Regions from separate parts of the Homo sapiens genome. Here region 2 is linked to region 1. The links are chromatin loops, found by intact Hi-C in ENCODE. Cell type or tissue: left ventricle myocardium inferior. All regions are shown on one strand. Links, peaks and the distances in the headings refer to the core of each region. The heading gives the core; the rest is flanking DNA.

Region 1 (15,109 bases), core at 4,824-8,823:
CCTCTGGTCACTGCAGACAAAGTCTGGATTCCAGGTGGCAACTTATAAGTGAAAAGTGTAACATGTATCTGCTCACCCCTTTTATCCCAGAGGGAGCAAAACCATGGCATATTTCCCAGAGTTCCTGAAGGGCCAGGGTGGAATCCACGAGAATATGAGAGCTTCTACAGATACAAGCACCTGGGTTGCTACCTTGCTTTACCCACAGTGCCTCATTATCAACCCTTTCAATAGAGTATTTGGGGGAAAGAGACTCTCCTGGCTTATTTTCTGCCCTTGAGCTTCTCCTCTGCCATTTCTCAAAGCTGCAGTGACCTGTGGAGGTGGGGGTTGGGGGGTAGGGGGAGCAAGAAGGAAGGGGAACCAATCAAGTTGCCAAAACTAGGATCATGGAGTACACTTCTCCCTGTTTCCCCCACCAACATCCCCCAACTTTGCTGCTGAACAAACTGACTCCTGGAGCATTCTCGAACGTGTGGCTCTCATCTCTCCCATCTTTCTCGTCTCCAGGGTCCTGTTCAGCCTTTGCTCTGTTATACTTGATGAATACCTTAGGATCTTTTATCCTCTTTTTTCACTACTGAAGTCCAAGGCAATTGTCCAAGGCGACCCCTCAATCATCAATATTATTTTTATTATTTTGCTAGATGGAAATGAAGAATAAAAGGGGAGGTATCTCTCTTCTTCTTCTTTCTTTTTTTTTTTTTTGACAAGTTTTTACTCCACCACCCAGGCTAGATTGCAGTGGTATGATCACAGCTCACTGCTTCAACTTCTTGGGCTCAATCAATCCTCTACCCTCAGCCTCCCAAGTAGCTGGGACTACAGGCACACTCCACCATGCCTGGCTAATTTTATATTTTTTTGTAGACATTAGGTCTCACTATGTTGCTCAGGCTGGTCTTGAACTCCTGGGCTCAAACAATCCTCCAGCCCTGGCCTCACAAAGTGTTGAGATTACTGTCATGAGCCACTGCCCCTGGCCCGGTATACCTATTTTCTAAAATTCCTCTTCTTTCAACTATAGAATTGGGTCTGGTATTATTTGGGGGGCATTGCTGTAAGAGCCCTAAGGCATCATGCAGTTCGGCCATAGATATTTATCAAAGTCTCCCTGCAGCTGGGCGCCTGCTCTAGTCACTGAGACCTCTAGTCTGTAAGCTAAGACTGTGATGCCAGGGACCTCCCTGGGGGGCAGGGCTTCCAGGAGGATGAGGCCAAAGATGGAAACCACCCTCAGAGCAGAGGAGACGTGGAGCTGCTAGGATAGGGGAAAGCGCCTGTGAGGGGAGCTTGGGAGCAAGGGTGCAACCAGAGCACAGCCTTTGGGCAACGGTGCTCATGAAGGCTTGGGGGCCGTGGTGCAGCCCAGGGTGGAGGGTGGAGGCTCCGAGAACAGGGCCCTGCAGGTCACCCTGATGCAGGAGAAGGAGAAGCCTGTGACTGGTGTCTTGGAGTCCTGGCAGGGATTGCCTGTGCCCAGGGAGTTTCCTGACCGCTCTCTCCCCTGAGCTTTGCTCTCCTCTCCCCCTACCTTTGGAATTCAGAGCTCCTCACCTTCCCTCCCAGGGCCAGCGAAACAAGTGAATTGCCCTGATCACTTTGATCACCTCTACTGGCTTCTCTGCCAAATAAACACTGAAATTGACTTTGTTTCAACAACGCAGCTAGTTTTATTTTGTTTTTGTTCCACTTTTTCATCAGTTCTCAGCCTCCGGTTGAGTGATGGCCATAGGCTTTAAGAGAAACAGAGACACAGATGTTACAGAATGAAAGGCGCAGTGCAAATACATTCACCTTTCCATGTCACCCCCGGGAGGCTGACAGTCCTGCAGCCACACCTGGAGCTGAGGGGGTCACCCAGCACCCGGGGCTGGGCCGCCTGCCTGCGTGCAGCCTGCACTCCCTCGGGGGTCTCAGAACACCAGGAAGAATTGGGAATGGGGTGCTGGATAGGAGGATCAGGGGTGATCAGGAGGTTGGGGGCGCTCGAGAGGGGTGTCCAGAGACTCAAAGGGCTCACTGTAGCCCCTGCTTTGCCCTGAGCCATGCCTCCAACTTCTTCAAGTGCCTCACCCTCGAGTTTATAGAATTCTTGAAAGCCAGTCACGTGCTTCAGAAGTTAAGTATTTTTACAGTGATTTTATTTTTCTCTCCCCACCTCAGTCCACAGAATTGAAGGTGGGGCGGAAGCAGAGGCGGGGTAGGGCAGGGTGGGGACTTCTGTTCCTTGCAGATGGAAAAACAGTTTTAATACAGAAGGACTAATTTCTGGAGCCAAGTGGGTAGAGGGGGTGCTGGCATGCAGGAGGTAGAGGAAGCCCTCCAGGATTTACAAAGTATTGATGGCTAAGCTTCTCTGCCCTAAGCCGAAGTGCATTTTGTGTTTCTCCCCAGGGCTGCTAGAGCTTAACATTCTTCATTTCCCAGATGACATCGTTTTGCTTTGTAAACACTCCCTTTTGCAAAATTTACAATCTCTGAACTGGACAATATTGAGTGGGATAAAATATTTAATGACTGGTTGGGCCAGGGTTTCCATAACACTATATTAGGAGCCTAATTTGTGTAACGCTTGAGTTCATAAAAGTAAAAAAGGTGCAACGAATTTTTTTGTTTTTTGAGATGGAGTTTTGCTCTGTCACCCAAGCTGGAGCACAGTCTTGGGAACTTGGCTCACTGCAACCTCCGCCTCCTGGGTTCAAGCAATTCTCCTGCCTCATCCTCCGTGGTAGCTGGGATTACAGGTGCGTGCCGCCACGTCTGGCTAATTTTTGTATTTTTGGTAGAGACAGGGTTTCACCATGTTGGCCAGACTGGTCTCGAACGCCTGACCTCAGGTGATCTACCCACCTCAGCCCCCTAAAGTGCCAGAATTACAGGTGTGAGCCATGGCACCCAGCTGCTGCAATGATTTTTAAAATTGTTTCTGCTTGCCCCCTACTGCCACCTCTCATCTGCACATACCTTCACCCAACATGTTCAGCAGCAGCACTGATACAAACTGGTGTGGAAAATGGACTACAGGACCTGATGATATTCCCAGGCTCACTCTGCTCACAGGCCCCTTCTGAGAAAGGCAGCTGGGGATGCTTCCTTTCATCACCCCCAAGCTTGACTGGTGCAATCAGTAGGCTCAGCTGGAAGAGCTCAGATGCTCCCCGGGTTGGACAAGGGACAAAGAGATCCAGTCAGATTTCCCCTCTTCTCCTTTACAGAATTCGAATATGAAATATATAGCGAAGGGATACAGGTGGCGTCACCAAACATCCCAGTTCACCTATGACTTTGGGTGTGGCCTGGTGCTGAAACTGGAAAAGTCCCAGGAAAACTGGGTTGAGTTGGTCACCCCAGATGCAGGCAGTATGGCAGGCGAAAGCTGAGGTGCACAAAGACAGCAAGCATAGCCAGGTGGTGCAGTGGCACAGTGGCTCAGTGGCATGGTGGCTTGGTGACTCTTGTCTGTAGTCTTAGCTACATGGGAGGCTGAGGTGGGAGGATCACTTCAGCCCAGAAGTTTGAGGCCAGCCCAGGCAACACAGCGAGACCTCATCTTTACAAAAATATTTTCAGAAAATTAGCCGGAAGCCCGGGAGTTTGAGAGTGCAGTGAGCTGATAGCTCCACTGCACTCTAGCCTAGGAAACAGCGAGGCCCCATCTCTTAAAAAAAAAAAAAAATTAAAAAATAATGAAAAAAGTGACAGCAACCAAAAGCCATGAGGCAACACAAACCAAAGAAAGAGAGAAAAGGAGAAAGAGAGAGATCAGCAGAGCAGACCGCGTAGCAGCAGGAGGTAGAGAAGGAAGCAGGAGTGGAGACATTGAAGCCTGGGCAGGGGTGCATGGGGGGGAAGGACAGTGTACTGTGGGTTTCCCAGAGTTTCTGTCAGCCTGATGCCACTACTGCTGTATCCTAAATGTTATCCTAAAATATGTATATAAATATATAAATAAAAATATATAAAATGTCTCCTAAATGCTGCTCAGGAGGCTTGGGAAAGCCATTTCCTGTTTTTCCTTACTTCCAAATATAAATAATAACCCAAGGTTCTTAGGTTATTAGTATGTCTATTTCTTGTCACCTGAGCCAGTCATAATCTATGAAAATCAGGACATTCACGTGGTCAGTTTACAGAATCACTTATGAAATAAAATAAATAATAAACACAGTTTGATTCATCTTTAAAAACAGACACATACACACACAGCTTTGTCTTATCTTTTCAAAGGTTTCAATTCCATAGTTAAAAATTGCCATTGGTTGCACATAAAACAGTCAACTGTAGGCTGAATTTGGGGAAAGAATAAAACCTGAAGAAAAGGAAACAGTGAAAATTACTTTGTTTCCCAAACTTCAACAATTTCTCTTCGGCTATAGTTTGAATGTCTGTCCCCGCCACAGCTCATGTTGAAACTTAATCACTAATGTGTGGCAATGTGGAAAGGTGGGGTCTTTAAGAGGTAATTGGGTCAAATTCTTACCATTTATATTAGTATTAACTTTATACTGACTTGCTTAAAATATTAAGCTTCCTCTCATCTATATTATTGTTAGATTCTGGGTTTGATAAAACAGTTGCATATTTTCTTACATCCTGTATAGTAAATATATAACTATTAAAATGTAAAATGTTTTGTTTATTTAATTCTTTTCTATTTTGAGAAAGGGTCTTTCTCTGTCACCCAGGCTGGGGTGCAGTGGTGCAATCACAGCTCACTGCAGCCCCAAACTCCTCCAAACTCCTGGGCTCAAGTGGTCCTCCCAACTCAGCCTCCTGAGTATCTGGGACTACAGGTGCACACCACCATGTCTGGCTAATTTTCTACAAATTTTTTATAGAAATGGGTTCTCACTATATTGCCCAAACTGGTCTTGAATTCCTTGCCTCACCTGGTCTTTCCACCTCAGCCTCCCATAGTGCTGGGATTGCAGGCGTGAGCCACCACACCTGGCTTGTTCATGTAATACTGAACATTGCCTCCTAAGGCCTAGTAGTTCGGAGAGTACTGCTTTAGGCCAAAGATGATCAATTCATCCATCTCGTTACTCACTCACACCTTCAGTTTTTCAAAAAACTATTAAGCCCCAGTTTGCCAGTGGTGGAGGCCAAGGATGTTGACATTGATCAGAGAAGCCGTAGATTTTTGAACATTTGTCGCACTTTCTTTGCTTATATGTGAGCCTCTTTCATGAGATTTATGAGGTCACCAAGGAGTAAGACTAGCTTTATTGTCTCTGAATCCCCATTTCCTACCACAGCCCGAGGCACACACAGATCCTGAGTAAATGCTTTTTTTTTTTTTTTTTCGAGATAAGAGCAGTGGCACGATCTTGGCTCACTGCAACCTCTGCCTCTCGGGTTCAAGCAATTCTCCTGCTTCAGCCATCCAAATAGCTGGGATTATAGGCCTGCACCACCACGCCTGGCTAATTTTTGTATTTTTAGTACAGATGGAGTTTTGCCGTGTTGGCCAGGCTGGTCTCAAACTCCTGACCTCAGGTGATCCACCCGCCTCAGCCTCCCAGAATGCTGGGATTACAGGCATGAGCCACCACGCCCACCCAGTATCCCAAACATTTCCATTTTATGTTGAGGTCAGAATCCGATTAATGAAATCCTGAACACCAAAGAGAATTAGCTGAAGAATTCTCTGTAGCTGAGAAGTGGGGAAGAGAAGGGCAGTAAGCTTCTGGAATCGGACAGAAATATTACCCACTGATAATGGGACTCTTTAAAACAACACAGACTCATAACATGTTTTGAATAATGGCATTCGGTCACATCAGGGTTACCTGGTTTACCAAGGAGAAAACTCATAAGCAACACAGCACAGAGGTGGATGCATATGTTTGGATATTCACTCAATAGGCTCACAGACCAATTCAGAGCACCTGCAAAACCCCAGGAGGGATGTGATAGGAAAGATGATGGAATGATGGTGGATGTGGCAGGACAACTATCCGTCCCATGCATTCCGCGCACCAGGACAGGTGTCAGGTCCATGCATTTCATGCACAAAAAGCTTGAACTGTGTCCTGCAAGCACCATGGAGTCATGAACAAGACAATAGCAGACTAAGGACATGATCAGATTTGTGTTTGAGATAAATCTGTGTGGAGAATGGATTTGAGAGAAGCAGGAAAAGAGATTACAATAAAGTTTCTGTTACAGTAATTCAGGAAAAAATATGTGAGATTTGAAACTAAGGGAATTATAAAGATAAAAAGAAGGCAAAGCTTTGAGAAATACTCAGGAAGTAAAATTGGCAGGATGTAGAAATTAAATTGCACATAGGGTAGTGGAAGTTGGGAGATGCTCCAGACTGCTGAACAAACTCAGGTTATGTTTCAACATTCCGCCTCAGTTCTTTTCCCTGATTGACTTTGGTCAGTGCTACCACAAATAGGCCCAACCCAACTATTTCCAAAACAAGTTCACTGCTCTAATAGGTTTCTGTTGGTACATTCTTTCAATGTCAGCAAGTCAGCATTGCACGTTCTAGAAACAGGGATGAAAATTCAACATTCTGCCAACACCATCTTTTTTCCATAAGTCAGAAATGGCTCCAGGCACATCACATGGCATTAATTTTGTACCATATGCAACTCTGATTGATTACTGGGTGCCGAATTATAAATAGTTGTCAAGAAGTCTAATGACCATTTATCAAAAAAGATGCTGAAACCGTGTATATATGAGTTATAAAGAAAGGATGTGGCAGGGATATTAGTTTAACTAAAAGGTCATTGGTTATATAGATCCCCTCACAGTTCTCAAATTTCTGCCTGTGCCTAGCTGTGTGTTCAGTTTGCTTTGGGTACAATTTCTAGAACTCTGTGCAAACTCTTTCGTTTAACTCCATATCGTAGTGAAGGATGTGAAGTGTAATGATGCTTAGCACCTGGCACGGTGCCTGGCATATAGTAGGCACTCCAGAAATATTTGTTGGGTAAATGAGTGTAAATAAAGGCAACCAACTCTAGGCAGATTCAATCCCCAGGGTGTGAAGCCAGATTTTCCCCTATTAGCCCAGGAGCCCCATAAAACAGCTGGAGGCTACAGGGGAGCAGCGCAGCATCTGCACCTCGGCCCTGTCTCTACGCACCGCTCAGACTGGTTTTGGGGCTTAGATATGCCTGGACCTTCACCTTCCTATGTATTTTATTATTACTTCACTTACTGCAGAGTTAGTGCAATGGAGAAGTCCAAGGGGACGCAACTGTCACCAGCAGGAACGCAAACCCCTGTTTAGGCATATGGCCACTAGGGGGCGAGAGAGTCAAAAGGCTGCATATGAACGTCAGCCTTGCCCTCTTCAAGGTGTAAACTTTTTCCTGAATTTCCAATGAAAGCATTCTTGGATTTCTTCTCCCTAATCATCCCCGATACTTGGTACAGCAAGAATCAGGAATCATAGTAATATTTTACCCCCAAGCAATTGTAAACATCCACTTTTGGCAATGCTTTTTGTTTTCTAATAAAAATGTAAACATGAAAACAGAAATCAGGAAAATTTCCCAAGATTGATTACTGTTTTGAGCTGCCTCCTGTGCAATTGCCTGGAAGCTGTGAGGCCCCAATGTGCTCCTTCCAGGCACTGTGACCAGAGACACTGCGCGTTGGGTGGGGTTGCCAGGGAAAACACAGGATGCCTAATTAATTCAAATCAGGTAACAATAAAGCCTTTAATGTAAGTATGCTCCAACTTGTGAGGGCAGTGTGTGTGTGTGTGTGTGTGTGTGTGTGTGTGTGTTTTGAGACAGGGTCTCACTCTGTCACCCCAGCTGGAGTGCAGTGGTGCAATCATACCTTGCTGCAGCCTTGAACTTCTGGGTTCAAGCAGTCCTCCTGCCTCAGCCTCCCACTAGCTGGAACTACAGGTGCACACCACCACACCTGGATAATTATGTAAAAAAAAATTTCTGTAGACATGGAATCTTGCTGTGCTGCCCAGAATAGTCTCAAACTGCTGGCCTCAAGCGATCCTCCTGCCTCAGCCTCCCACAGTGCTGGGATTACAGGCGTGAGCCACTGCGCCCAGCCAATACATATTTTTTCAATGACATAATCAGCAAAGCCCTAGTTCTTTGTAAAAACTAACAAAAACCAAAGCAAAACCTTTCCTAAGTTCCCTTTCTTAGCACATTTCACCTAAAAGATTTGCTCCTCAGTGGCTCTCCCCAGAGCCACTTCCTTTCCTGGCGGATTAAAAACAATTCTCATTCAGTATCTCGCTGTCATCAGATTTTCCCATATTCTGACTTTCCTGGGAGCATTTTCACATATTATCTTAGTGGCTCTGTTGCCCTCTGATTCCAACCTCCCTCTGTTCTTTTCTGGAGGTAGAAGTCCTGAAACAGAAACGCTTATCCCCAGTCCCAACAATTAATCCCCAAAGAACCTTCGAGACAGGGCAGGTTCATGGCTGCCTCGTCCACAAAAGCCCTGTTTTCTGGGTTCCTTGTCTTGGGCAACCTGCAGAGTCAGAGCCATCATTGAAGGATGATTTGGGCTTCAGCTGGAACAAGGAGAAATACTCCTGAGCCATCTCCTAATGGTTTTCTCGGTCAGGGTCTGGATTAAGAAGACATGGCATCTTGTAGCTGGAAATACAGGAAGCTTAATAAAAGGCACTGCAGAGTTTCCATGGGACTGGACAGGGTTTTGATCATACTTCCAGGGATGCTGCAGTCCAGGGACAGGGACTCTTACTTCTCCTAGGCCTGAAGGAGCAAGAGGAGAAAGCTCATTCCCCAGCCCAGAGAGAGAGTCAAGGGGAGGGTTGCCTGGAGGAATCTGCCTTCCCTGGAAGAATACAGCCCACCCAGGGTGGCCTGGCAGGGAGGGGACCAGGAGAGGAGGAAGACAGCCTCATTCTCCTCTTGGCCTCCAGCACTTGGAAGGAGCATGGAGGGATAAGACTGGGGACTTGTTATCCTCGTACAGAGAAGAACAGTCATATACAATAGAAATAAAGACACGGGCTGGACACTGTGGCTCATGCCTCTAATCCCAGTATTTTGGGAGGCCAAGGCTGGAGGATCACTTGAGGTCAGGAGTTTGAGAGACCAGCCTGACTAACATACTGAGACTCTTCTCTCTAAAAAAAAAAAAAAAAAAAAAAAAATTTAATTGGCTGGGTGTGACTATAGGTGGTGCATGCCTATAGTCCCAGCTACTGCAGAGGCTGAGGCAGGAGGATCGCTTGAGCCTGGCTGAGATGGGAAGATCATGGCTGCAATGAGCTGTGATCATGTCATTCCACTTCAGTCTGGTTGACAGAGCGAGACTGTCTCCAAAAACAACCCCCAAAACAAAGAAAAGAGGCTGCCTGTGCTAAGGACAAAGTGAGCTGTAGACACACCTGGTTTGGGAGTTCAGCAGAGTGAAAATAAAGGCCAGAGGTCAGGTGGAGTGGCAAGTGTCCGTAGTCCCAGTGACTTAGGAGGCTAAGGTGGGAGGATGGCTTGAGGCCAGGAGGTTGAGGTCTGCCTGGGCAACATAGCAAGGGGAAGGAAGGAAGGGATGAAGGAAGGGGAGTGGTGGGGTGGGGTAGGGGAGGGGAGGAGAGGGGAGAGGAGGGGAGGGGAGAGGAGGGGAGGGGAGAGGAGGGAAATGAAGGCCAAGATTGGTGGGAAAGGTTTCATAGGTTTGGTAATGTATTTATAGGCTCCTTGGAGATTATTTTTCATTTTTATTTTTTAAGATGGAGTCTCACTCTGTCACCCAGGCTGGAGTGCAGGGGTGTGATCTCAGCTCACTGCAACCTCTGCCTGCCGGGTTCAAGTGATTCTCATGCCTCAGCCTCCTGAGTAGCTGGGATTACAGGTGTGCGCCACCACATCTGGCTAAGTTTTGTATTTTTAGTAGAGATGGGGTTTCGCCATGTTGGCCAGGCTGGTCTCAAACTTCTGACCACAGGTGATCCATCCACCTAGACTTCCAAAGTGCTGGGGTTACAGGTGTGAACCACCGCACCTGGCCTATTTTAAATTATCTCCAAATGAAGAAACCAAAGTACATGAACATGCACGTGACTGCTTTGTGTGTGTGTGTGTGTGTGTGTGTGTGTGTGTGTGTGTGTGTGTAGAAAACGCTGCAGATGGAGTTCATACAAAAAAAAAAATCCTTGAGTACTGTGATCTGCTCTAACTGTCAAATGTTAAGAACTGAGCACTTTCCTCATTTACTGTTGACCCAGATGGAGTTATCTGGATTAGCGCAGTTCTGCATGGCGCAGCTCGTTTATTTCCTCAAGAAGAAACAATTTAAGCCATTGTTCATGTTCAGGTTAGATAGCAACAATTTAGAGAGTTCTCCCCCACAGATAAAGGAAGATAAGTATTATCTGACCTGACCATGGGGAAGATGAAGAAACATCTAACGCTGTGTTTATAGCTGAGCAGGACAGATCGCCAGAGATAGGACAGCAAAGACCCCATTGTCTACACAGGGCTACATTTGGATCAGGGAGGAACAGCTTCTGAAGCAGCTATTGAAATTGAACACTGGTATAACATCTTGTATCTGACTGTTGCTTCATAGCAAATTTTCTCTCCAGATAAGTCCGCAGGACTCCTATAAAATCAGAGTTATAAGATTTGTATCTTTACTGAGGGAACCTTAAGAAGCTAGAGCTTTTTAGCCATTAATAATGTAAGCTTAGGTTAGGTGTGGTGGCTCATGCCTGTTATCCCAGCACTTCAGGAGGGGGAGGCCGAGGTGGGAAGATCGCTCAAGCCCAGGAATTTAAGACTAGCCTGGGCAACATAGCAAGACCCCGTCTCTCAAAAAAATTTTTTTTAATTAACTGGGCATGGTGGCACATGCCCATAGTCCCAGTTACTCAGGAGGCTGAGATGGGAAGATTGCTTAAGCCCAGGAGTTTAAGACCAGCCTGTGCAACATAGCAAGACTCCATCTCTCCAAAAAGAAATTTAAAATTAACTGGGTGTGGTGGCACATGCCTGTAGTACCAGTTACTCAGGAGGCTGAGCAGGAAGATCGTTTGAGCCCAGGAGTCTGAGGCCACAGGGAGCTATGATTGCACTACCAGGCATTCCAGCTTGGGTGACAGAGTGAGATCCTGTCTCAAAAAGATAAATAAAGAAACACCAAATAACATAATCTTCCCAAGGTCTTGCTGTAAGCACCACCCCAGACATTGTAAATGTCACCTCTGGTCACACATGCAGAGTGAATTGGGTCCTGTGCATTTCTCCAAGCCCCTGAGGGACCTCAAGAGTCCTGGTGTGGGTGTGACCTCTAACTGAGGTTGGAGGGCCATCTCAGGGCCCCATGCCCTCTGTCCCAAATGTGCTTCTCTTAGAAGCCTGGGCTGTGAACAAATGGGATGTGATGAACTTAACCTTATGGGGATGACACTGGAAAACAAGGTCGCAATGATTGCTTTGATGGGGTCCAGAGCATACTACCCCCCAAATATGATACCTTGACATTGAGAAAACAGCAGAAGCAGGAAGGTTTCTTGCACCTTCCCCTTATCCTTTCCCCTTATCCTTTCCCACTGAAGCAGGTGGCAAGACCCTAATGTGAGAGATGCCCTCCCTATACCTGGAAGAAAGGAGCATCCTTGTCTCTGAAGACACAGGGACATAGAGAAGAATCTGAACAAAGAATCATCGCTGAGTCCCTAAGTTCATTACCATTAGATCACTTCCTTTTATCTTCTAATCATACTTCTGCGTGACTGTTCCGCTCTTCACCAGACGTATGCATAAACATACATACATTCACCTCTTTCTTTGGATCTTCCTTTCCAAAGGCTCTTGTGTTAACACCCAAAAGCTCTTGTGTCAACCCAAACTTACATTAAGTAAATCCGTGGTTGGGAGCAGTAGCTCACGCCTGTAATCCCAACACTTTGGGAGGCCAAGGAGGGGGATCACTTGAGGTCAGGGGTTCCAGACCAACACGGCAAAACTCTGTCTCTACTAAAAATACAAAAATTAGCCAGGTGTGGTGGTGCACACTTGTAGTCCCAGCTACTTGGGAGACTGAGGCATGAGAATTGCTTGAACCTGGGAGGTGGAGGTTGCAGTGAGTTGAGGTTGCGCCATTGCACTCCAGCCTGGGCAACAGAGCGAGACTCTGTCTCAAAAAATAAAAAGTAAATTTGTACACTTTTCTCTTGCTAATAAGTCCTTTGTTACACATGCCTCAACCATGAAGCTGGCAATGAAATCTGTTACCCACTACAGTTTCACTGCCTCCAGGCTTGATCCTATTCTGGGTTGCTTTTGCAAGAATTTTGTTTGTAAATTTTTAAATTTTTAATATTTGTGGGTACAGAATAGGTATATATATATATATATATTTGTGGGTACATGAGATGTGTTGATACAGGCATGCAGTGTGAAATAATCACATAATGGAGAAGGGGGGCACCATTTATCCTTTGTGTTACAAACAATGCATTTACACAAATGTACAATTAAGTTATTGTTGACTATAGTCACCCTATTGTACTATCAAATAGTATGTCTGATTTTTGCAGGTATTTCCAAACCTTATATAACTCTCCTGAATGGAGAACTTTCCTATTGTGCCTGTTAAATGTTTCTTATTCCTGACCAGATTAATAGTCAGGAATGCAGGTCTTTAAATCACATTAAATAGAGTAAAACTACATTATGAAAAAATTAGACAATGTGGTACAAGGTGACTGATCTTTTGTTTTTTATTTTTTTTGAGAGGAGTCTTACTCTATCACCCAGGATGAAGTGCAGCGCCACAGTCTCAGTTCACTGCAGCCACAACCTTCTGGGCTCAAGTCATCCTCCTACCTTAGCTTCCCATAGGTGTGCACCACCTTGCCCAGCTAATTTTTGTATTTTGTATACAGATGGGGTTGCACCATGTTGGCCAGGCTGGTCTTGAACTCCTGGGCTCAAATGATTCGCCAGCCTTGGCCTCCCAAAGTGCTGGGATTACAAGTGTGAGCCACCGAGCCCCGCCTCTGATCATTTTTTTTTAAGCATGACAAACCCATGTCCTGGTTATCCCTTTCCCTCCCTGGAATGATCTGCTCTTCAGAGCACTTAACTGATATGGATTATACATTTTCTTCTTATAGACTCTATCCATATGGTAGCTAATTGGAGAGCTCTGGCTGGCATTTCCTGGAGTAGGTGCCAAAGGATGGAAAGGTGTTAAGAAAATAACTGGTCAGCAGCCTGCCTTCCCTTAAACAGGATATCCTCCATGGCTCGTCCTAATTCTGGAACTCCTAGATAGCACTGGGTTCTCCCAGGAAATATGGGGGAATCTGTGGGTAGGAGAAACTTCTGGATTCCTTGTGTTTGTCAACCAGGGCAATCCTGCTGTGGGAAAGCCCTAACTTCTAAAGCCCACGGGAATTTAGGGCTGCTGACCATTCTACCATACGGTGAGCTCTGAGTCAAGGGAGGCTTGGGTTCAGCGCCTCACATAGAATAAGCTGTTTGGGGAAGTTCAGGCTTTCGAAGTAAGGATGAGAAATGGCTACCGCATGGGACCTGTAGGTAAAACCTCCTCCTGCTTTGCTGTTTTACTATTTCTGGGCATTGGGGTGCAAAACATGTTACCCCAAAATATGGTACCTTGCAGGTCACTAGCTTTGACTTTCCCCAGTCTTTCTGTTTAAGAGCCAGCCATAAAGGAATTCTCTGACCAACCTCCCCTGAAAATGGGCCATAAGATCCCTAAGTGACAGGTATCTTGCCTTATACCAAGGGGAAACGCCTGCCGCAAAGAGAGGTCAAGAAGAATCTGAACAAACAGGCCTTGCTAAGCTCCCCCTCAGTTTATTATCATTAGATCATACCCTTTGTATGTCCAATCATACTTTTTTTTTTTTTTTTTTAAATAGAGACAGAGTCTCACTCTGTCACCCAGGCTGGAGCACAGTGGTATGATCACAGCTCACTGCAGCCTTGAACTCCTTGGCTCAATCAATCTTCCTGCCACAGCCTCCTGAGTATCTGGGACTATAGGCATGCACCACTATACCCAGCTAATTTTTAAAATTTTCATTTTGTAGAGATGCGGTCTCACTAGGCTGCCCCGGCTGGTCTCAAACTCCCAGCCTCAAGCAATCCTCTCACCTTGGCCTCCCAAAGTCCTTGGGATTACAGGAGTGAGCCACTGCATTCAGCCTCCAATCATACTTGTACAAGACTGTCCATTCTTCATCAAACCAAACATAAAAACACGCAGTCTTCCCTAGGTCTTTGGATCTCCATTTCTGAAGGCTCCTGTGCCATGTAAAACTTACATTAAATCAATTTGTTTGCTTTTCTCTTGTTAATCTGTCTTTTGTTATAGGGTATCAGCCATGACCCTTGTGATGGGTGAGAAAAAGGTATTACTCTTTCTCCTCTGCATGGGTAAAAGTGTGTGCACATGTGTGTTTGGGGGGAAGATAAGGGATAGAAAAATATTTTAAATTATTGTATTAATTGTGGGAATTGTAGAGTTCTATACCAAGGCGACCAATCATTGTCTAGAATTGCTCCTCAGTTTCAGGGGCATATTTTCGAAGCATTTTTAGCCAAAATGATTTGGGGTCATCCTATGATCTCTGTGCTCCTTCGGCCAACCACTTAACAGTAGCAACAGCTATTTTGAATGAGTGTACACTTTATGTCAGGTTGCAGGTCAAGCGCTTTCAATGGTAGGATCATGTATTCCTCTCAACGACCTGATAAGGCTGGTACTATCATCATCCCCAGATTCCAGGTGAGGAATATGAAGCTTTCTTTTTCTTTTCTTTTTTTTTTTTTTGAGACAGAGTCTCGCTCTGTCACCCAGGCTGGAGTGCAGTGGCGTGATCTTGGCTCACTGCAAGCTCCATCTCCCGGGTTCACACCATTCTCCTGCCTCAGCTACCAGAGTAGCTGGGACTACAGGCACCTGCCACCACGCCCGGCTAATTTTCTCGTATTTTTAATAGAGACGGGGTTTCACCATGTTAGCCAGGATGGTCTCGATCTCCTGACCCCGCGATCTGCCCGCCTCGGCCTCCCAAAGTGCTGGGATTACAGGCGTGAGCCACTGCACCCGGCCGAGGAATATGAAGCTTTGACTCATCAATCATCAAGCCCAT
Region 2 (15,109 bases), core at 5,242-9,241, 82 kb after region 1:
ATTAATACAGAAACAGAAAACCAAATATTACATGTTCTCACTTGTAAGCAGGAGCTAAATCTTGGGTACACATGGACATAAAGACAGGAAAAAGAGACACTAAGGACTCCAAAAGGGTGGGGGGAAGGGCTGAAAACTTCCTATTGGGTACTATGTTCACACCTGGGTGATGGGATCAATAGAAGCTTAAACCTCAGTATCACATAATACACCTATGTAACAAACATGCACATGTACCCTCTCAATCTAAAATAAAAATTGAAATTAAAAAATAATTTTAAAAATTGAACACAAAGCATCAAGATAACCACACGTTATGTAGTTATATGTATGTCTGTATCTAACACACCCACCCCCATACCCGTTAGTGATGCCCCAAGAGATATTCAGTAAATAATCATTGAGTATGTAATAAAGGTGGCAAATTAACCTAAAAATGCCCCCATAACCAAGGTTAGAAACAATAGAAAAACAAAGAAAATGTTAGTAACCCCCAGTGACTTCCCTTCCCATATTTACAAACTTATTTCTTTATCCACTTGTTCATTGATTATTTAACATGCCTTTTGTTGAAAAAGGCATTTTGCTGAAAAATCATCTACAAATCAGCTAACCTCTATTTGTCGTATACTAATAAAATTTTCATGACAGTAGATGTTATAGTAAATTTTACTTAAAACATGTTTCATGAGAGCAAAAAATTTGACATCTCCCTCCTCATTTCTGACAATTTGAAAGACTTCATTCTGTCTTCTAAGTGTCTTATTTGCTCCCAGTGACAATCTAGTTCAACACAAACAACTAAAACACATTTGTTCACTAACATGCGATTTTCTCCCAAGAATGTCCATGCTTTAAGCTACAAGGGCTTAATCATTCCCATAACCCTGCAGAAACTGAAGCCCAGAAAAGCATGACATGGGTGAAGTTAGACTTTACATAGAGGTTAACACAGAGGAGAGACAACTGAAATCAATTACCAACACATGTAGCAAAAACTCACTGCTGAAGTCTCAATGTCTGTTTCCACTTTACCCCCACCCTAGGCTGCTACCTATGCTAGGCTACCTGTTTTCTCCTAGAAATACTATCCATGAATGAAGGTAATAGAGAAGGGAGCCTGGACAACCCACAGCCTTGGAAGCTAGACAGCTGAATGAAAGAAACAACAACAGCAAACAAAAAGAATACAGGATGCCAGTGGACAGGATCATTCTTGGATCTTTTTCCTCCCCTGTCCATTGAAATACGTGAATGAGCTGCCTCTATTACCTGCATTACACAGGTAAAGTAAGGAGGATTTAATGTGATAAGTGTCACAGAATATTTAGTATCACACCTAGCAAAGGATGTCAGTCAATACTTGCTAGATGTCATCAACATCTTCCTCATCATCATCTCCTTGTACCACAGGATGTGGCAGTTCAGATATGACTGGAATATAGGTTCATAAAAAAGCCACTCAATGCAAACCATTCTCTTTACAAATGACAGCTGCCCCAGGGTTGCAGAGATGACTTGATGCCTTTTGAAATTCAGCAATACAATTTCCATTGGGGGAAAAGAAGTCATAAGGCACATTCTCATTTAGCAGGTGGAAAACAGGCCAGTTAAAGAAGGCAAAGTCTACTGAGCATTTTCTTAACTGGTTAAGGAGGAATGTGCGAGGTAGGAAAACTCCTAGTCTTCATGGCTCCCTTTTGTAAAGGTGGCGTGCCAAGATCACCATAGTTGATGGGAGCTAGCCAGCACTCATAAAAGAGGCTATAGGGGCAACATTATGCCCCATAGCAAGAAGCACGAATTCTTAAGCATAGCTACACCAGAAAGCAAGTAATCCCACTGAAAGCAACCACTGTTCTGTATGGCAAGAACCAGACTCTCATTTTATTTCATTTTTCACTGTTCTCAGATTCCCCTCCCCGTCTCCCAAGGGTGGGTTCATGGCCATCCAAGATTATACCATTGTCACAAATGCTCTCAAAAGTGGGACTCTGATTCCCATTGTTCACAGTGGGACTTTACCCTTGGACTACATCTAGTTACTACACAACATGTAGGGGAAATTTAAAGGACATCTATAGGTCTGAAATAATACACTCTCCTAAGTGAAAATAACAGATGGCCTGGCAGATAATGATCTTTAACTGAAGGGCTAACCAGTAACAAGGCCGGTTCTGGGAGCACTTGGCTATGGCAACAGATGACGCATAGGAATCATGTTTCTTGGAGGTCGAGGCAGACAGTATCTAAAGAATAGGGAAAGCTGGAGGAAGAATGCAGCACCCTACTTCCACGGAAGTGGGTTTCACCCATTGTCTTTCTCCTGCAGACATGCTGGTCCGTAGAGAGCCTTGGTACAGGTGATGGCTTTTGTGACTTAGGGGACCTGGGATGTGTAGGAAGCACAGATCATTTTAATGTTCCTTCTTGCCCAGACATTGGCCAGACAGCACATTGAAGCAGCCATCTCTTCCCCAAAATAACTGCTGGGAGAGGTAGCATGACCCCTCCAATAGCAAACTTTAAGGATTTACAGCTACTATATAAGGACGAGAGGGTAGAGGGATGGGTGGTAGATGTTAGGAGCCCCTAAGGGAACAGGACATTCTGGGCCCTTCTAGATAACCTCTCTGATTACCTGTATATCCTTTAACCACATACAGCTAGATCAGCCTCACAGCTCTGGATTCCTGGAGTTCTGAGGAGGCTTCAAGACACACACAGCTGTAGCTCAGCCTAATAGTGCAACCCAAGATATTAGCAGTTTGACGTATTTTTATGTTTCAACATCCTTTTGCTATAGAGTTGTTTTTTTTAAAAATTTTTACACATTTGCAATATGATTTCATGGCAATTTCAAAAGGGGTTCACAAGAGTTATTGTTTTAGCTAAGTTTACTCTCTAGATTTACAGATCTTTCAGCAAATGTACCTAAATATTCCAGAGAAGTCGACAAAAGTTGAAATAAATTGGTTTGCTTGCTAGGGCAACAATGCTCTTTTCAGAAGAGACTTTTGCTTGCTCATTTTCCAAGTTAAAATATCGTTTATATTATTGGAGGAAATGAGGCAAAAGATATTCACATGACATGTTAATGAAATCAAATGAGTCTTGACATAAAAACATAAACATTACTATAAATATTGCCTGCTACCTGCTAGTACTGAACAGTGTTCACAGCAGAAAACTCAGTATCTCATCTTGTAAGTAATTTATGAGTTGGCAAATCATTTTACTCATATTTATAGTACAACTGATAACTTCATTGAGATTATAATATGCAAAAAAGGCTGACTAGGGGGTTAGGAAGGAAGAAAAGAGAAAAAAAAACAAAGACAAAGTACTTACTTTGAGTGATATTTTAAAAGTAATCCTGAATTTCAAATTAGGCTTTTTTGCTCAAAAAGAAAGACTGATCTAGTTCTACTCCCTGGGTCCTCAGGGTATGCTTCATTACTCAACAGGACAAATCTTTGAGAAATCTTCCTTTTATATTTATTTCTTCAAATGTCCATGCTTTACTAGAAATAGTAAAAAACAAAGCTGCCTTTAAAAAAAAAAAAGCAAATCCAGGATGTAAGTAACAAAAGAAAAATAAATCCTCTCCAAAGCTAGACTCTAATTCAGAGTGTAACTGTCTCCGCTATCTCTGTTTGAAGGCGTCCTCTTGTATTCCTTGTGACATTTCTCTTCACTCAGCCCGGTGCTGTTTTACAGCAACGTGAGGATGTCTGAAGAGAAATGAACTCATTCTCTGAAGTCCCTTGTAGTAAAGGAAAACAGATGGAGGATTTCCTGCTGAGGACTCCCTACCGAGGCACAAATTCGAGGGGGTGTGGAATTGACTTGTTAAGGCGCTCGGTTTTCTAGGCTCAGCAGAATCAGCTCAGCAATGAGCCCATATATGCTGTCTCTGCGCTACAGAGAACTCTGTCATCCTGCAATAACTCCACCGAAAGCAAGTGGCGGAGGCGGCTCAACAACATTATAGGGCCCTGTTTGTCATCACCCCTATTGCAACCACATCTTACCTCAGGACCAGAGAAATGCACGTAAGGACGTTTTGCTAGATTCAGTCTTCTTTCCCATGACTTTCGTTTCTTTTTTTTTTTTTTTTTAACCGTTATTTGAGGCTCAGGGGTACATGTGCAGGTTTGTTATAGAGGTAAATTCACGTCAGGGTTTGGTACACAGATGATTTGGTCACCCCGGGTACTAAGCAAAGTACTTGATAGTTATTTTTCCTTCCTCTCGTTTCTCCCACCCTCCTCCCCTTTCTTGGCTTTTCACATTCATTTCCCAGGTTTCTTATCTGATATAAGCAGTTTCCAGTTCCATGCATTTTGTGAGTGCATTCCTAAAGATTAATTTAAAATGTTATCAGCATTTTCTTTCTCCTACCACCCCTTTTCCGTATGAAAGTACACTTTTCAGCGAAGCACATTTCAAAATATGTGATGAAGATACTGCTTTGCTCAGGAACATTAAATTACACATATGAAGAAAGCAGGACTCTGCATAAGCTGCTTACGACTGCAGAGCCCTGACCACAGATTGAGACTTTTTAACTTTAAAACAAAAACAAAACCAGAAATAGTGAATAGCCCAAAACTCACTTTTTTAATTTTTATTTTTGAGACAGGATCTCACTCCGTTGCCCAGGCTGGAGTGCAGTGGCATGATTTCAGCTCACTGCAGCCTCAACCTCCTGGGCTCAAGTGATCTTCCCACCTCACCTCAACCTCCCAAGTAGCTGGGACTACAGGCACACTCACCACACCCAGCTAATTTTTGTAGAGATGGGGCATCACCATGTTGCCAAGGCTGGTCTCGACCTCCTGGGCTCAAGCAATCCTCCCACACTGACTCTCCAAAGTGCTGGGATTACAGGCATGAGCCACCATGCTCAGCCCCAAAACTCACCTTTAAAAGCACTATTAGGGCCCAGCACAGTGCTGTAATCCCAGCACTTTGGGAGGCCAAGGCGGGCGGATCACCTGAGGTCAGGAGATCGAGACCAGCCTGACCAACATGTGGAAACCCTGTCTCTACTAAAAATACAAAATTAGCCGGGCATGGTGGTACATGCCTGTAATCCCAGCTACTAGGGAGGCTGAGGCAGGAGAATTGCTCGAACCTGGGAGGTGGAGGTTGCGGTGAGCCGAGATTGAGCCACTGCACTCCAGCCTGGGCAACAAGAGCAAAACTCCATCCCCCCCCACCCAAAAAAAAAACACTATTTGGAGTTATTTCCTTCCTTATCACCAAGAATAAGGATACTCCTGCCCATCAGAGCCCTATTAATCTAACAAAGCAGTAACCGTGTATTAATTTCAGTTATCCTAACAGTTCACTCTAACTCCCTAACTATCTTTCATATTACAAATGTGTGTTAAACATCCTTCTAGAAATAAGTACCACACAGTCTTTCTTTCCGTGTGTCTTGGTGCAAGAGTTAATTTTTGTGGAGTAAAAGTTTCCATAAGCACAGGAAAATGACTATGAAAAATTAAGAGAGGTAAGGAGGGTTATTAGGAAGAAGATGTGTAAATTGTGTGTGCGGAGCTATGGCTGATCCATGAGTGGTGAGGACAAAAAAAACTTTTATAGACTCAATAAAAAATTTAAAAATCATCTAGAAGGCTGTTCTACATCAGGGATCCACAAACTATGGCCCATGGGCCAAATTAGGCCCATTGCCTATATTTGTAAATAAAGTTTTATTGGAACACATAAAAATTGAGAAATTCCTCTGTAAAGGAACAGATAGCAAATATTTTAGGCTTTGCAGGCCATGCAGTCTCTGTTGCCATATTGTCTACAGCTGTTTTCCTGCCACAACGGCAGAGTTGCACGCTTACGACAGAGACTGCATGGTCTGCAGAGCCCAAAATATTTGCCATCTGTCCCTTTACAGAGAAAGTTTTCAGACTCCTCCTCTGTATGATAGAGGGTCACCAGATAACTCCTGAATATTTTGGCCTTTTTTTTCTGAGCTGTGCAGTCAGAGGTGTATCACCATAATTGTATTCATAGATAATTCTCATCACTCAATGTCCTACCACTACTCATGGGGCAAGTGTGACAACGGGGCTTCTTGGAGGCCTGGGGTGGGGGTAGAACCCCCAAGATCCCAGGGGGCAAGATGGATCAGGTGATGTAAGAGTGTTGCAGTATGACACAATCAGAGAAAGAATCCAGACACTGTCAACGAGGGAAGTCAGAGAAGCAGGGCTGAGAGTGAGGATTGGGAAGCACAATGAAGCCACAAGGGGAGGGCAAAATAACAAAGATTAGTTACAAGTGAGTAAATGGAGTATGACATGGGCTGAAGCAAGCTGGTCGGACTGAGACCATCAGCAAAAATAAGAATGAAGCCACCTTCTTTCTAGTGCCCCCATGGAAAGATGACTGTACTCTGATTTGTTCCCTGGGTTGTTCCGGTTTTAAAACTGAAGGCCCCGTATCCAGGAACCTCCCCAGTTCCAAGGAATCCAGATGGTTGGCCATCCTACCTGGTGGCGCCATGCAAAAGCATGAAAGTCAAGCCTTCCCAGTGCTTAGCATCTTCCATCCTTAGAGAACTTAAACAAGGAGCAGGAAGCTGCTCTTAGAGCTACTGGGAGCACTGGGGGCCACTGCAGAAAGACAGAGGTCTCTGCTCTCAGTGAGTAAGTGATCTCACTGTGAGCAGGAAGATCACTCACTGGGAACAGGAAGAGAACAGCCTCAAAATAACCTGTAAACAAGTGTGAGATCATGTGTATTACTGGACAGTTTTTGGCCTGGCCTTTTTACCCCAATGCCAGCCCACATTTTTTTTCCCAGAATAGCTGACCTGTATGGTTTGATGACTGCCAGTTGCCTTGAACTCTCTGCTTTAATTTTCCTAAACTCCATAGCTATCCCAAATAATGCTTCATTTTTAGGTTCAATTTCTTTCATCTAAATAATGAATGCAAACCTGACTTTCCATGAATGTAGCTATTTTTAAAAAATGTACCAATCTGTCAGTAACAGCTCCTCAACAAATATTTCTTGAGCTCCTGCTATACGCAGGTGCTGTGCTGAGTTTGGGGTAAAGCACTGAGCCAGGTAGGCAAGGCCTCTGGTCTCATGGACAGGAAAGAGAAACACACAAATGTATACACAGGCTAACTTCAGATTGTGATAAGTGGGGATAAATAAGCAAAGCAATATGATGTAGAAAAACTGGGCTGAGGTGGGGATTTTATCTTAGGATTAGAGAGAACCTTCCTGAAAAGGTAGCATTTTAGCCACATGCCGGAAGCTGAGAAGGAACCAGTTGAGCAGTGAGCTAGGAAAGCTCAAAATCAAAGACAGAGATAGGATGGAACTTGTTATGCTCCAAAAAGCAGAGAGGACACTGATGTGGCGTAGTTAGCAAGTGGGGAAGCATCAGAGATAGGCAGACACCAGATGGTGCGAGGCTCTTGTCAGGATTGATGAGGAGGTCTGGCTTTTTTCCAAGGGCAAGGCAAAACTATGGAAATAATCTAAGCAGGGGAATGTGTGTGAACTGATTTGTGTTTTTCAAAGGATTTCTCCAGATGTGCTGTTGAGAATGGATTGAAGGGAAGAAAGATGGGACTGAGTGAGAATGTTCACTTGTTAATTTCTCGTGTCTGTTCACTTGAGGGAAATCAAAGGGCAGGGACCTTGTCTTCCTGGGTCAGCACTGTATTCTGATCTTCTAACACACACCTGGTGCAGAGAAGATACACACATGATTCTGCCAGCTGTCTGTTGAGTGCTGTGTATAGAAAGCACTTAGCTGGCTGCAACAGGGGGGGTCTGTAAGTGAGAAGAGAACCAATTGCTCTGCAAAAAATTATCACTTGGGTGGATACAGTAGATAGACTCAGTCAGCATTTTTTTTTTGGAATTGTTTCTTTTATTATTATTATTATTATACTTTAAGTTTTAGGGTACATGTGCACAATGTGCAGGTTAGTTACCTATGTATACATGTGCCATGCTGGTGTGCTGCATCCATCAGTCAGCATTTTTGCAGCTCCTTCTGGAGTGTTTCCTTCACCGCAGAGCCTGGACAGCTAACAAGGACGTTCCTCAGACTCCCTTGCAGCCAGGGCCCTGCCTCCCAGTCTTCCAGAGTCTCAAAGTCTTAAACTCTCTGCTGACTCAAGTGAGGAAGAGTTATAGTACAGGATGCATCCATGTTGATCCCTTTTGCCGATGTAGATTATCAGGCCACCATGGCTCTGAAGCCAACAGCTGGGGCCAGCTTTATGGGAGGTGACCAGAGCAGTCACACAGGACTCCCATGATTAGAAGGGCCCCATGCTTGGCTTAATGCTCTGTTGCTGCTGTCTTGGGTCTTAATAATTGTGAACATGGGGGTCTGCATTTTCATTTTGCACTGGCCACATGAATATGTAGCTGGTTCTGCTAACGGTTCTGCTATCAGCTTTTTCATTCTGAAGAGAGCGAAGCAATGTGTTCCCAAAAGCCGGGAGGCATGGCAGGGGCTTCCAGTTCCCTGGATAATGCATCAGGTGGTGAGATACAAGAGTGGACATCTGGGACAGCAGCTTCCTGGTCCTCGTCTTCCCGGTCTTGACAGAGGGCACAGTTCCCCAGGAGCCAGCTCTGCTCAGTGGTGTCATTTTAGGAAGCCACTTTTGGAATCCCAGCCTAGATCCTGATCTTCTAGCCTTTCCAGTGATTTTGCGAGCAAAATTCCTTTTCTGTTTAAAATAGAGTGGATGCTGTCATCTTCTACAATACTCATCCCTAATTAAAGACACTCTTGCAGGAACAAACTGGCTTCCTTAAAAAGCTTTTCTACTGCTTTGTCATCAGATTTGGTGTTGTTGAGGTGGCAGAATTTAGTAGCACTTTTGAGATTGCATGTTCTGGACATGCTCCTTGTTAAGTAAAGAGCCTGAGCTGTTGCTTACCAGGAATGGACTTGGGCACATTAGTTATAACCTTAAATTGTGAAGATGCTTTTCTAAAAATAGGTATTATTTTTAGAAAATAGCTATTATTTCCCACTGGTGGACCTAGATGTCTACAGTCTCCATTGAATGCCTGTGTGACCGGTAGAATATGATCAAGCTGTATGTCCGGGTCTAGGGGTTATCCCTGGCTACTGTAACACGTTGTCACAAACTGAGTGGCTTAAAGCAATAAGAATTTACTCTCTCACCCTGGAATCAGGGTGTGTCATGGTAGGTTCCTCCTGGAGGCTGGAGAGAGAATCTGTTCTGTGCTCCTCTCTTGCTTCTGGGGGTTACCAGCAGGCCTTGGTTTCTCACTCCAATCCCTGCCTCCTCTATTTTCACATGGCATTCTCCTGTGTCTCTGTGTGGCCCTTCTTCTTATAAGAACACCAGTCATGGCCAGGCGTGGTGGCTCACGCCTGTAATCCCAGCACTGTGGGAGGCTGAGGCGGGAGGATCATGAGGTCAGGAGATCGAGACCGTCCTGGCTAACACGGTGAAACCCCGTCTCTACTAAAAAAACAAAAAAAATTGGCCGGGCATGGGGGCGAGCGCCTGTAGTCCCAGCTACTTGGGAGGCTGAGGCAGGAGAATGGCGTGAACCCAGGAGGTGGAGCTTGCAGTGAGCCGAGATTGTGCCACCACACTCCAGCCTGGGCGACAGAGCGAGACTCTGTCTCAAAAAAAAATAAAATAAAATAAAAAAAAGAGCACTAGTCATTGGAGTTAGGGCCAACCCTAATTTAGTATGATCTCATTTTAACCAATTTACATCTGCAAGGCTCAATTTCCAAATAAGGTCACATTCTGAAGTCCTGGGTGGACATAAATTTTTCAGAACACTATTCAGTCCACGACACCAGGCTATATACTTGAGCCTATGGAATAAAACAAAGCCATCCTGTTCGCACAGAAATAAAACATCTTGGCCTCATGACCATCTGTTCCTGGGTGGTTGAACCAACTGGCTACAGATGTGTGAAGTTAGAAAGACTTAGAGGTAGCCTTAATTTTGTGGAAGAAAGTAAAGCTAGTTGCATTTTCTTTTGTCTTTAAATATGCCCTACTATTCAGGATACCTCAACATATGTAGTGACGTTTTACTTTCTTCCAATGCTTTTGTTGGCAGAAAATCTTAAAATTACAGGAAAATGTCTGTAATTAACTCAAATCAAGCATCTTGATGGGGTGCAGTGGCTCACGCCTCTAATCTCAGTACTTTGGGAGTCCAAGGCAGGAGGATCGTGTGAGCCCAGGAGTCTAAAACCAGCCCGGGCAACATAGTGAGACCCTGTCTCTACAAAAAAACAAAAACAAAACAAACAACAACAACAACAACAAAAACAAATTAGCTGAGTATGGTGGTGTGTGCCTGTGGTGCCAGCTACATGAGAGGCTGAAGAAGGAGGATCTTTTAAGTCCAGGAGGTCGAGGCTGCAGTGAACTGTGTTCACACCACTGCATTCCAGCCTGAATGACAGCCAAGACCCTGTCGCAAAAAAACAAAACTCAAAAAAACTAAGCCATCTAAAAATACAAACCCCTTCATCTGAAATTTTTGCTGCAAAAATACACCCCTCTGATTTTTTTTTCTGCCTGCAGACATTTCCACAGAACCATCAGCAACGGACAAGCGTTTATGCAGAGGAGAAAAAGGTCAGTGAAGTTGCTCAAATGAATGTGGCTTCACTTATCCACAGTGAGGACTTTTTATATTTCACAAATCAAAAAACATTTTAAGCTATTTTAGATAGTTTTTTCTAGTTCAATGAGATCTAATTCCTTAAAGCTGAATAAGCAAGGATTTTTTTTTCCCCCAAAATGAATACCTAAAATGACACTACAAAATATAGCCTTAAGGACGGAGATATCTTTTTTTACGGGCACAGAAGAGAATATTGCGTTATTCAACTAGACAAAAAGCCATTCCATCAGAATTCTTTTATCATGTTTCAGTGTACATATCTTGCCATGGGAGAATTACCTTTATTAGGCAGAATTGAAACTATTTATTCCCTTTTTATTCCATTAATTAAACTGTAACACAATCAGTTGGGTTATCCATAGCCAACCTTTGGAAGATTAATACAGGATATTATTCTTTTGCTCATATTTGGCTTCTGCATGGTAATGAGACAGCAATAAAGTTTATGTTCCCATAATGTATAAGAATTGTATTTTGTACCAAATAGCTAACATCAAATATAACTACTGGTATAAACAAACCACACAATACAATCATTCTTGGCGTACATTAATGTGTCACTGAAAATATTAATACAATGCCCTCTGTAGCTAAAATCTGAATATTTAAGTTATAAGAATGCATAAAGAAAAAAATTACTAAAAATATGTCGTAACTGAAAAAAATAACTTAAAAATAGATTTTGGTGGTTGGCTATCAAATTATCTCAGTTTTAATATGCACTTTGAGGAAACTAAAACCTGCTCTGCTCTAACCTGAGTATTTTTTCTCCATATAACTTAAAATCCAAATTTACAATGCAGAAACATTTACTGGCATAATGAGCACTTAAAACTTATGCCGTTTTGCCATTGGGCAATATTTCACATTTATTAATGAGTTATTTCTCACAGGGCTGTTCAACAAAGGTTTCTAATCCATTTGTTTTAGGTAGAGAAATTAAGACAAATACATTTTGAGTTTTTTTTTTTTTTTTTAAGGCCCACAGAAGGAATCAAGGCCAGGAAGACAGGAAAGAAATTACTGGGCAGGATTTTGCATAAATGTGCCTTAATCTGAATACATTTTTCTTCTGTAGCCACATAACTGCAACATTTCATTTCACCACTCAAGGGATGCCAAATACTTTAAATTTGTATGTTTTTGTTGTTTAATCATAACAATCATTAATAGTGCATATAATAGTACACACAGCCTCCTTTGAAAAATGAATCTGCATTTTTTTACTATTTTTGGCTCCCCACGAGCACTGAATAAAGTGACAGAATAGACTAATTTTAATAATACTTCTCTCATATGGATAAGAGAGAACTCTGAAGATCTGTGCTGATACTTTGCTATAATTGATACAAATGTACAACTAGTTTGTCTTCGGACGAAGACAGAGATGAACTAATTTACCAACATGGAAAGTGAATTAGGAACCACCATTTTCTTATACAAACTCAAGTAATTAAGACTGTCTCAAAGTCCATTCTCATCTATAGTTATACCAGAGCCACTTTGCACTTGATAGGTTTGTAAACAATTATTAACCAAAAACAACATCAGCTACGCATAGTGGCGTGCCTGTAGTCCCAACTACTTGGGAGGCTGAGTTGGGAGAAACCCTTGCACCCAGCAGGTCAAGGCTGCAGTGAGCAGTGATCGTGCCACTGCACTCTTGCCTGGGCAACAGAGCGAGACGTTGTCTCAAACAACAACAAACAAACCATGACATCAATAACAATCTAATAGAATTTTTATTTCCGTTTTGATCGATTCCAAATCCATCTCAAACCAAATCCTTTATGACTGTCATGTTGACAGCTACTGAATTCTTCCTATATTTTTTATATCCCCCAAACATTGACTTCTTATTCCTCGTTCTTTTTACATTTATTCCTGGACTTATCTTTCCTTTCACCATTCTTCCTTTCACTTTCAAGCACTTTTTTCCTCTTTTTTAACACTCTTCAATTTCCCTTGAATGTCCATCTGGATTTCTGTTGATTTCAGATCCCCATGAACTTACTTCCTACCCCACCCTCCAGTTTCCATCTGTTCATTTTTCCCCTGGTTTTCTCCAGTGCAGTTAATCCACATAGAGAATTATTGACAGAAGATAGGAGCCGTACAAAGATCATAAATCTATAGCTCAATGTAAACGTTGCTCAGTAATCTATCTTGCAAACATGTTAATCAAAAAAAAAAGAGACCACAGTTCAACCAAAAAGTTAATAAATTCAATTAACTATATAAAACAAGATAGTTATCCCAATTTAAAAAAAGGCAACTGGGAACACAGACAAAAGAGTTAGCGTCTTTCCATCTGTGACATTAAATAATGTAAGCACCCCTAGTGGCATCGTTTGTTTGTTTTGTTGTTACTCATGGTGTTGATCCATCTCTCTGATCATTAGTGAAAGGAGTGACAAATAAAGTGAAATTCAAATATACCCAGTCTTGGCCAGGCACGGTAGCTCATGCCTGTAATACCAACACTTTGGGAGCCTGAGGCGTTGGATCACTTGAGGTCAGGAGTTCAAGAGCAGCCTGGCCAACATGGGGAAACCCCGTCTCTACTAAAAATACAAAAAACAGCTGGGTGTGGTGCCACATGCCTGTAATCCCAGCTACTTGGGAGGCTGAGGCAGAAGAATCGCTTGATCCTGGGAGGCGGAGGTTGCAGTGAGCCGATATTGAGCCATTGCACTCCAGCCTGGGCAACAGAGTGAAACATAGTCTCGAAACAAAACAAAACAAAACAAAGTTTTGAGAACATGTTGATTCCTCTTGTCTCCCCAATCATTCATTATTTATTATGTTGCCTAGATTCCCATCTACTTTCCAATTGAGGGGCCATATTTAGATCTTGGCATGATTGAATAGACTTATCAAGTATCATTCTGTGACATGACAATAATAGCTGCTTCTTGAAAGTTCAGATATATTACATCGATTGCATTCTCCTCATCCATTAATTTTATCATTCCATAAAAAAGCCATTGAGTTAGTAAAAGATGACTCCTGATCCTCATTTTTCTAATCTTTAGTTGACTTCAAGGTTTCTTTTCTCTTGCTATTCATTTAACTATTATACAAAGGACTCAAGCCACACTTTCTGGGCAGTAAATTCCAAGATATATTTTGTGAATATGTTTTAAAACTGCAAGTACCACATTTAAAAATTTTCCCTCCAGCCCTTATTTACTATACAACCTCAAAAGTCTTTTCAATCTTAAGAAACCCCCAATCATTGAATTCTAGTTAATAACATGGTCACCAGGCATTCTTATCTGTTTTTGCTACCGAAATATTTTTGGCTGTGAAGTAATCCTAGAGTTTCTGCCTCTGCCTCAGTGGAGGTTAGCATTTTTCTGAAGATGTGTGATTTCTTTCCATTATAAACAATTCCTATGGTTACACAGTCACTCACACCTAGTATATAAAATAAAATAGCCTTCCTTAGGATGAGAAGTCAAATCTAACAAGTGCAGGCTTCTGGAACCTTCTTGGCTACTTCTTCCCTCTTCCTTGCTTTGACCTCTGATGCTTGTTGTGTGCCTGTAGACTCTTCAGATGAACCCCCAGACCTACCTTTACCTGGACAACCCCATCCTGCCACCTACAATGTCACAGAGTAATGTGATCAAACCATTAATATTTCATTTTTTTTCTGCTTCACTTGCTAGTTCTATACCTATAAAAGTGACTTAAAGCTGATAACCTAAACAGTATTTTGTTAGTACTGTTCTTCCCCTTTGCAGCACTAAGCAACACTTTCATCCCTTGTGTGAGTACAAGGTCTGTTAAAAGATTCTGATAGTGTTGTTAAAAATTGTTAGAAGATTGGATTTAGCCAGACATTCACTTCCAAGATGGATAATTTTAGACTTGGTGATGTTCTCAAAAGAAGACATATGTGTGGCCAACAAGCATATGAAAAAACGCTCAAAATCACTAATCATTAGAGAAATGCAAATCAAAACCACAATGAGATACCATCTCACACCAGTCAGAATGGCTATGATTAGAAAGTCAAAAAGTAACAGATGCTGGTGAGATTGCAGAGAAAAGGGAATGCTTAAACACTGCTGGTGGGAGTGTAAACTAGTTTAGCCACTGTGGAAAGCAGTTTTCAGATTTCTCAAAGAATTCACAACAGATCTACCATTTGTCCCAGCAACCCCATTACTGGGCACATACTCAAAGGAGTATAAATCATTCTACCATAAAGACACATGCACACCTATGTTCATCACAGCACTATTCACAATAGTGAAGACATGGAATCAATCTAGATGCCCATCAATAGTGAACTGGATAAAGAAATGCAGTACAGATACACCATGGAATACTATGCAGCCATAAAAAAGAATGAGGTAATGTCCTTTGCAGCAACATGGATGCAGCTAGAGGCCATTATCCTAAG

Evidence for each region. Hi-C counts contacts between places; a loop is a spot of excess contacts. Peaks named below come from ENCODE experiments on the same cell type or tissue, not always from the same donor. Only the 100,000 strongest peaks of a DNase experiment are listed, where the experiment ranks them.
Region 2: it touches region 1 in a loop (2.4-fold over the local background); 8 of 110 quality-filtered maps call a loop at or near these places.

What each region holds. Positions count from the first base shown.
Region 1 is chr10:24,188,784-24,203,892 of GRCh38, reverse strand. It overlaps a transcript of KIAA1217 not described here. Among named protein-coding and RNA genes, the nearest start is that of KIAA1217, 13 kb to the left of the region's middle. RefSeq lists an enhancer at 886-1,651. In left ventricle myocardium inferior, for the core only: CTCF peaks have their summits at 7,038 and 7,260 (motif pointing right); a DNase peak (open chromatin) is centred at 7,252; H3K27ac peaks cover 1,657 bases.
Region 2 is chr10:24,107,164-24,122,272 of GRCh38, reverse strand. It overlaps a transcript of KIAA1217 not described here. Among named protein-coding and RNA genes, the nearest start is that of KIAA1217, 94 kb to the left of the region's middle. In left ventricle myocardium inferior, for the core only: no CTCF peak of the experiment used is centred there; no DNase peak of the experiment used is centred there; H3K27ac peaks cover 2,492 bases.